Linked DNA regions of Homo sapiens: regions 1 and 3 are each linked to region 2. Evidence: chromatin loops called from intact Hi-C (ENCODE). Cell type or tissue: gastrocnemius medialis. All regions are shown on one strand.

Region 1 (2,500 bases), 230 kb after region 2:
GTTGGCCAGGCTGGTCTCAAACTCCCGAACTCAGGTGATCACACGCCTCAGCCTCCCAAGTGCTGAGATTACAGGCATAAGCCACCATGCCTGGCCTAAAAAATCATTATTATTTTAGGAGCAGTAAGAAGACACCGCAGTGGCTATTTAGAGGCCATGGCACCAACGTTGAGATTCCCTAAATCTACCAACGCCCAAGGCCACTTCTTTGTTCACTGAGTTGTCATCTGCCATCACTCCACTGCCATTCAGAGGCCTGTTGCAAAGAGTCCTCTGTAGCATCTGCCATCACCAAACACTGACCCAGGGCCTCCAGAATGACATTGGGAGACCCTGAGAACTGCAGGGGTCGGGGACGGATTCAAGCAGAGATGCCGCAGTTGTTCCTCTCCACCTTCCTTTTCCAAAGCCCCCTTCCTCGTTGATGTCCTTATTATACTTCAGCCACCCCCTCCCAGACCTTCTCAGAACAATCCCACACCAGGTCACCTTTGTCACCTGTCATTCCTCCACTAGGAGGGAAAGAGCCATCTCCACATTCCTCCTGTCCAAAAATATCTTTCCCAGCAGCCAGCCTTCATCCCATCTTCATGAGGTCTGAAATGCTCAGCAGTCTCACTGCTTTGGGTTTAGAAACAAAGCTACGGCTGCTGTTTCCGGAAGCCATGTCTGTGCTCCTAACTTCTCCCCCTGCAACCTACTGAGGGGGAGTTTACCGGGTGGGCAAGTGCCCCCCAAAGGAAGGAAGCCCAGCCCAGAGGGGCATGTTCGTCCCTTTCTGTCTCTGTGCTTTGGCCCTTTCTGTTCCCCGCCAGTTGGATACCCTACTCCCTATTCTCCACCTACTGAAGGCTTCCTCCTCCCCAAAGACTCAGTTCTAGTGTCACCCCTACAGAAGGCCACCCCTTCCACCAGCCGGCATCCACTGAGCCAGGCATGAGCACCGCCGCCGGGATCTTCCGCATAGACCAGCGACGTGGGAAGCAGGGGTCTGGCCGGGGCGTCGGGATTCCCGCTGGGCCCCGCGGCCACTCGGGTTTGCACCCGTATTTCTGAGATAGGCAGGGGTCACGCACGGGGGCCGGAGGCCGCTGCCCGGCAGTGGCGCGAGGACGGCGGGGCGGACCGGGGCGGAGGGGCGCTGCCACCCTCTGTCCCTTACTGTGCACGGAGCGGACACAGGCGCCGGCCCCCCGCCCCTCGGCGCGCCCGTGCCGGGAAACCTCGGGCCCCGGGGCCACGGACTCTCAGCCCCGCGGATCGGGGTTCACGCGGGCCCCGCAGCCCCACCTCCTTCCCGGCCGCCGCCGCCGCGGCCGCGGCTCCTGATCCTCCTGCTCCTCCTGCGTCCCCGCCTCCGGGGCCGCCAGCCCCTGCAGCTGCCGCCGCCGCCGCCGTGTAGCCGACCGGGTGACCGTCACCGCCGCGGCCTCCATGACACTGTCCGCGCACGCCGAGAGGCAATCGCAGGCCCGGGCCCGCCCCCGCGCCGCGCTCGGCCAATGGGAAGTGCGCAGCGCTGACGCCGCGCTGGGACGGGACTCCGAGCTGACTCCCGGCCAGCGGCCGCGCGGCGGGGACTTTGTTGAGGCGACAGGCCGGGGGCGGGGCCGAGGACGGGGCGGGGCTGTGAGGGGCGGGGCCTGGGCGAGTTCCGAGCCCAGGGTTCGTCGTCGTTCTTGTTGTTGCCCATCATTGGCTATGAGTCCAGGGTGCTAGAAGGCTCTAGAAGGCTTCGGAACGCCCCAATCTTAGAGTTCTCTCTTTAGCCTCACCAGCTTCCTTTGTCAAGCAAACCGAGGTTTATCCCAGAGAGATTAAGCAATCTCCCAGAGGGCACAAAGTCAGCAAATGGTGGCAATGAGATTTTAACTCATGCAGCTAACCCCTATTAAAAGATAATTTTCAGACCGGGCGCGGTGACTCACGTCTGCGATTCCAGCACTTTGGGAGGCCGAGGCGGGCGGATCACCTGAAGTCAGGAGTTCGAGACTACCCTGGCCAACATGGTGAAACCCCGTCTCTACTTAAAATACAAAAATTAGCCGGGCGTGGTGGTGCATGCCTGTAATCCCAGCTACCTGAGAGGCTGAGACTGGAGAATCGCTGGAACCCGGGAGGCAGAGGCTGCAATGAGCCGAGACGGTGCCATTGCACTCCAGCCTGGGCGACAGAGGGAGACTCCGTCTCAAAAAAAAAAAAAAAAAGATGAAAGGTTAGTAGGTTAGTATCGGGCCATGTGGAAGCTGGTGTCCTATGTAGGATGCATAGTTTTCCAGTGAAACACGGATTTCTTTCTACAGCCCCACGCCTGTGCCCAACAGTAGTAGTTGCTCTACCCCTAAGCGTGCAGGGCCTGGAGTGGCACCTCTGCAAGAGTGGCACTGCCCAGCGTCTTAGGCACAAAAGGAGTTCACAGGAAACATGATAGAACAGAGCCCTGAGAAGCCAGAACTCAAGGCTGGGCCCCACAGGGCAAACCAAGGCTCTCCTCCCTCCA
Region 2 (2,500 bases):
CAACAGGGCGGACACGCTGCTCATGCGAGGCCCTCCTTCCGCGCCCCGAGGTGGCCGCAGCCTATATTTAGGCCTGAGTCGGAAACCTTTATTATACTTGGCACCTGTGCTGTAGGTATGAGCTCATTCTTCTCCCCAGGGATGGCCTTAGCCTATTAATAGCCTTGGCTGAGTTTCCCTCCTTGCTCCGAGTGCCAAGAGAGAAAGTGGGTTAATAAATATCAAAGAAAACTCCCTCAGAGGGCCTGGGGCCAGACTCTCCAAGAGTCGTGGATGTCGGGCCCCAGACCAGGAGAGGGGTTCCCTTTTCCCCCAGCCTCTCATCTTCCTCCTGACAGAGGCCCAACGCCCAGGCTGGCGGGTCTGAGGATCAGGCATGGCAAAGCTCTCCCAGGTGCCCGTGGAGCTGGGGGTGGAGGAGGACACCCGGCACGGGAGGCCTAGGAGGTTGGCTCAGGTGGGGCTGTTGGTATCTGGGCAGCCAAGAGAGGGAGGTAGGCAGGGCACCCTGGACCTTCTGGCACCTTCCTTCTTGCCTGCACCCTCTCACATCCTTCTGCCAACTCAGCAGCATGGAAGGGAAAGGGAGGAAGTGGCCTCGGGATGGCCCCTGAGGAAGACCCCACCCTCATCCTCTCCCAGGCTCAGAGGCTGCGGCAGGAATTGTTTAGCCTGAGTTGGAAACAGTAAGAGAAGGGAGCCCCAGGAACAAAGCAGGGAGGGGAGGGGCGCTCCTGAGGGCAGGTGTGCCAGGGTAGGCTGGCAGCAGGCTCCGTTGCACTGATTCCTTTGATCAGCCAAATTCCAAGAGAGTCACACGCGTGCGGGCCATGGCTGGCGCTCTGCATGGACGTGTGAGCCGCCCTGGCCTGGCGCGTTGTCAGCTAGCACTGCTGAGTGCCGTGGGCCGGGGAGATGTCTCACAGCCCCGTCTCGTTTATTTTCCGCCATTGCCGTGCATGGGTGCTCTTAGCAGGGCTCAGGGAGGTCACGGCCACCCAGCTGGGAACTGGCAGAGCTGAGGCTCAGGCTGGCGTTATCTGGCTGCAGCAGCCGCCGCCTGCAGGCCTCGGGTCAGGATGTTTTCTGCAGAGCATGGAGCCCTATCGGCTAGATTCCGTCTGTGCTTTCTGGCTTTCACCCGCTGGACATAAAGGCAGACTGTAGACGCTGCTGCTTTTATGAAACTCGACTCTAGCTGAGCTCTAGCAGGGCAGCCAGTGACGGCAGAGTCTGGGCAGCCTCCATCCACTGGCTTGCACAACTGCTGCCCAGGGCTCTACGCTAGAGGCTACGGCAGGTCAGCCCTGGATGGTTAGCCAGGTTATGCACTCTCTGCTGGTTGTTCTGCTCTCCTTGGAGGGAGGCTGCCTGCCCACAGCGGAGAGGGAATTCAGCCTGAGCAAACGGAAAGTCCTTTTTAAGTTTCACTCAATGCAATTAAAGTCTGAAAAATGGCCCAGCGGAGGCTCCCTGCCCTTTCAGGAGTTTGTTCAGCTCAGAGCTGTGTAGCTGGTACAGCCCCCACCCCAGCCCACACAGGCTGTGTGGGAGGAAGACGCAGGGCCAAAGGAGAGGCAGAAAGATCTGACCGTGACTTCCCCAAAGTCTTTCTCCCCTGTTCAGGGGCTCACTGGAGGGGGCGGCCGAGCCCATTTCATGTCGGTCTGTCCAGAGGAGGCGGACAAGGGGGCAGGGCTCTGCCCTGCCTTGGGAAATGGAGGTGGAAACACGTGGCTCTGAAACCAAACAGCAAGCCCCACTGGGACAGCTGTGCGTCGTCTTGATTTTTCTGATTATTTGGTGGACCTTTTTAGGGTTTCTTATCTGATTCTGTTCTGGGGAGTTGGGTGGGTGGAAAAGAAAAACATAATGATTGAAAGGCAGGATGAAACTGATCCCAGTAATAGCTATGACGGCAGGGCTTGGCCGGCCGCAGGGTTCCAAGCCCCCTGCCCCCACCTCTCCCTTTCCCCCCCACACAGGCAAGAACCCTTTAGTGGCTCTGCTTCAACTGCCTGATCTTCAGGAACTGAGCCACCTGGGGCCACCATCGGAGGGGTTGATGATTGACTAAAAATAGCCAGAGCTGTGCTTCCTGCCCTGGCCAGGCGGCGGCCCACCCACCCTGCTGAAACAGCATCCTCTGAGAGCAGGGCCACAGCGGAGTCCACCCGGCCCTCTAAGCACGGGGCTCAGGATAGCGTCCATGGAAAATGATGGAATGCCCCAGTGTGAGACGCGGTGGGAGGGAGGGGCCAAGTGAAGGAGGTGAGGGATTTGGTTCTCCCACAGACACGAGCAGGTGTAAGCAAGACTCTGCCTCGAGAACACGGCACCCGTGTCACGGCCAGCTCTCCCTCATATAACCCAACAGCCACCAGCACCTTCCGAGAATCTTAGAGTTGGAACCAAGAACAGAGGCCCCGGGTTTGACTTCCATCCTCTTTCATTCTAATCCCATCATCTTTTCTCCCCTGGGGTTAGAAGGGTCTGGGGA
Region 3 (2,500 bases), 83 kb before region 2:
CGGCCGGGTGGCTGGCTACGGAGACCCGGAGGCTGCGGAGACCCGGAGGCTGCGGAGACCCGGCGGCTGCGGAGACCTGGAGGCTACGGAGACCTGGAGGCTGCGGAGACCTGGAGGCTGCGGAGACCTGGAGGCTGCGGAGACCCGGAGGCTACAGAGACCTGGAGGCTGCGGAGACCTGGCTCTGGTTGCTCCAAGGCCTCCTTCTCAGCTGAAACCCTCTCTGCTTTGGAAACAGAAAACGCTAGTCTCCAGCCCTGCAGTATCTGAGCATGGCCCTGGCCCCCTCAGTCTCCTCTCATTCTAAACTGTTGTCTTTTGTGCCTTTGTATAAATTAATTCGTGCTGATGAACCACTGAGCACTGGTTCCCCAAGTACGGTCCCCAGCCTGGAAGTACTGGCATTCCCCAGGAACGTACAAGAAAGGCATGTCGTCTGTCCCACCCCAGATCTCTGGAGTCAGGCAGTCTGGAAACCGGCCCAGCATGCTCATGTGTCATGTGTCGGTAAGGCTGCCCTTACCTGAGTGGAGACCCACTGAGGCCGAGGCAGGGTGGGGGACTCAGTGTTTAACAATAGGCTCTTCCAAAGGAACTAAAGCAGGTTGATGTGTAGCATTTGTCAATTCCCCTGCTGTAAATACCCCCTCAAGGGCTGTCAGCTGCTGTCAGCTGGCTTGTAGAGTTCCTGAAAAGTACGAACCAGCTGCAGCATTACTGACGGGGAGAAGTCAAAAGTCCAGAAAGGGGGCCTCCCAGGGGCAGGAGTGCTCCAGAGAATACCCAGCTACTGTTTATTTGGGCATCTCATTCTAGGGGTCCCCAGACCTTTGTGTTTCTACCCCCAGTCCTCCATATGTCACATAACCACCAACTCTCGTTGCACACCAAAGGGGTGAGTGACCCGAGGTTTGGTGGTTAGTGCTCTCCTGGAAGAGCAGCGAGGGAGAGAGGAAGGGGACCCCAAACTTCAAAAGTGAGTTTCCTCCCCTGTGACGCGGTGCTTGCCACACCGCCCCCCCGCGCCCACCGCTTCGTCCCTCCGTCTCTGTTCTCATTCATGGTCAGTGTGGAGGAAGGATGTAGAGAAAAGGCCATTGGTGGGGCCACGTCTCCCTCTGAAATGCTTATTGCAGGAGGCGAAGGAAGCTGAGAGGCAAGGCCCCAGTTCTAAAGGATTGGAGGGCTTGGCGGCTGGGAGGAGTTAAGGGAATCTGTTCCCTGCCGCTGGGAGAGGATGGTGATCGGTGAGCACAGCTCAGAGATAAGTGGTTAGCGGGCAAGATGAATTATCAGTGGGGCTGTGGTGGCCACCTGTGTGAGTGATGCTTGGCGAGAGGCTCCGGCAGCACCGGGGCATGTGCAGGAGGGGTGGCTGGAGGCGGCTGCTGAGGAGCTGCCACCTGTGTCCTTGCCGGGAACCCTGGCCGGGACGTGGACATCCTCCGTGGCCACTAGAGGGTAGTGCTGCTGCAGGTGGGAACGAGATCCAGCCCGCAGCTGTGCAGTGAGCTTCCTGGAGCAGGGGCGCTCAGAGCCAGCTTAAATCCCCTGTTTTTAAAAGAGATTAGAGATTTATTAAAAATCTTCTCTTTTAAAAATGCCTGCCTTTGGTGACTAAGTAAGGCGCATGCAGGTGGGAAGGCATCTGGACACAGCTGAAAACGATTCCATGTGTGTTGGAAGAAGTAGGGAACAGGCTCCATGCGTGGGGAGATGAGTAACCCTTGACAAAGCTCCCTAAAACAGGATCTTGCACTGGCTCTGCATCCTCGTTCAGCCGTGGTCATGCCTGGGTGCTTTTGAGGCCCTGGAAGGGCCCAACTCCTTGTTCTCTCAAGCTCTTCTGGCCTGGGCATGACTCTTCTGTGATAGAGCCCCCACCCCAGTCACAGCCCATGGAGCACATGGGGGCTGCGTAGTTATGGCCCAGTCTGTGTGGTCAGAGAGCTGCTAACACACATGCACACACACATGCACACACATTTGTATGCACAACCACACATGCACATATACATGTCCACATGCACACACATGCACACGTAGGCACACACACTGCACAGTGCACACATGTACATGCACACAAGTTCATATCCACTTGCATGCACACACACACACACGTACACATTCACACATGCACACACAGGTACACGTTCACACATGCATGTACATGCACACATGTACACATGCACACGCATGTATGCACACTCGTACACACAATCACACACTCTTGCACATGTGCACACACACTGTACAGTGCACACATACCCATGCACACGTTAGTCTGGTCCTGCTCTTGGGGTATGGGTTGGGAAGGAGTGGGCTCTTCCCTTGAACTCCAAGTGCCCAGGCCCCCTGCAGTGTGGTTATGGGTTTTCAGGAGGCAAGAAGAATCTTCCTCCTGCTCCCAGTGAAAGAAGTGGCCCCACTGCACCCAGCCTGGGGGCCCCCAGTCCAACAACATGGCACATAGGCAGTGGTGAGAACCACAGTGAGGCAG

The links. Peaks named below come from ENCODE experiments on the same cell type or tissue, not always from the same donor. Only the 100,000 strongest peaks of a DNase experiment are listed, where the experiment ranks them.
Region 1: a loop joins it to region 2, with 2.4 times the contacts of the local background. A loop is called at or near these places in 3 of 110 quality-filtered maps.
Region 3: a loop joins it to region 2, with 16 times the contacts of the local background. A loop is called at or near these places in 4 of 110 quality-filtered maps.

What each region holds. Positions count from the first base shown.
Region 1 is chr17:79,073,881-79,076,380 of GRCh38, reverse strand. ENGASE (endo-beta-N-acetylglucosaminidase) reads right to left here and starts at 1,557. Exons shown (of 14, transcript NM_001042573.3): 1 at 1,291-1,557. The coding sequence starts at 1,436. RefSeq lists a silencer at 1,156-1,695. In gastrocnemius medialis, no CTCF peak of the experiment used is centred here; a DNase peak (open chromatin) is centred at 1,540; H3K4me3 peaks cover 1,825 bases; H3K27ac peaks cover 2,456 bases.
Region 2 is chr17:79,304,700-79,307,199 of GRCh38, reverse strand. The region is part of intron 3 of RBFOX3 (RNA binding fox-1 homolog 3); the gene reads left to right. Among named protein-coding and RNA genes, the nearest start is that of ENGASE, 230 kb to the right of the region's middle. In gastrocnemius medialis, a CTCF peak has its summit at 1,111; DNase peaks (open chromatin) are centred at 889, 1,249 and 2,159; H3K27ac peaks cover 1,604 bases.
Region 3 is chr17:79,387,622-79,390,121 of GRCh38, reverse strand. All of the region lies in intron 2 of RBFOX3 (RNA binding fox-1 homolog 3), which reads left to right. Among named protein-coding and RNA genes, the nearest start is that of RBFOX3, 220 kb to the left of the region's middle. In gastrocnemius medialis, CTCF peaks have their summits at 1,250 and 1,456 (motif pointing right); a DNase peak (open chromatin) is centred at 1,431; H3K27me3 peaks cover 884 bases.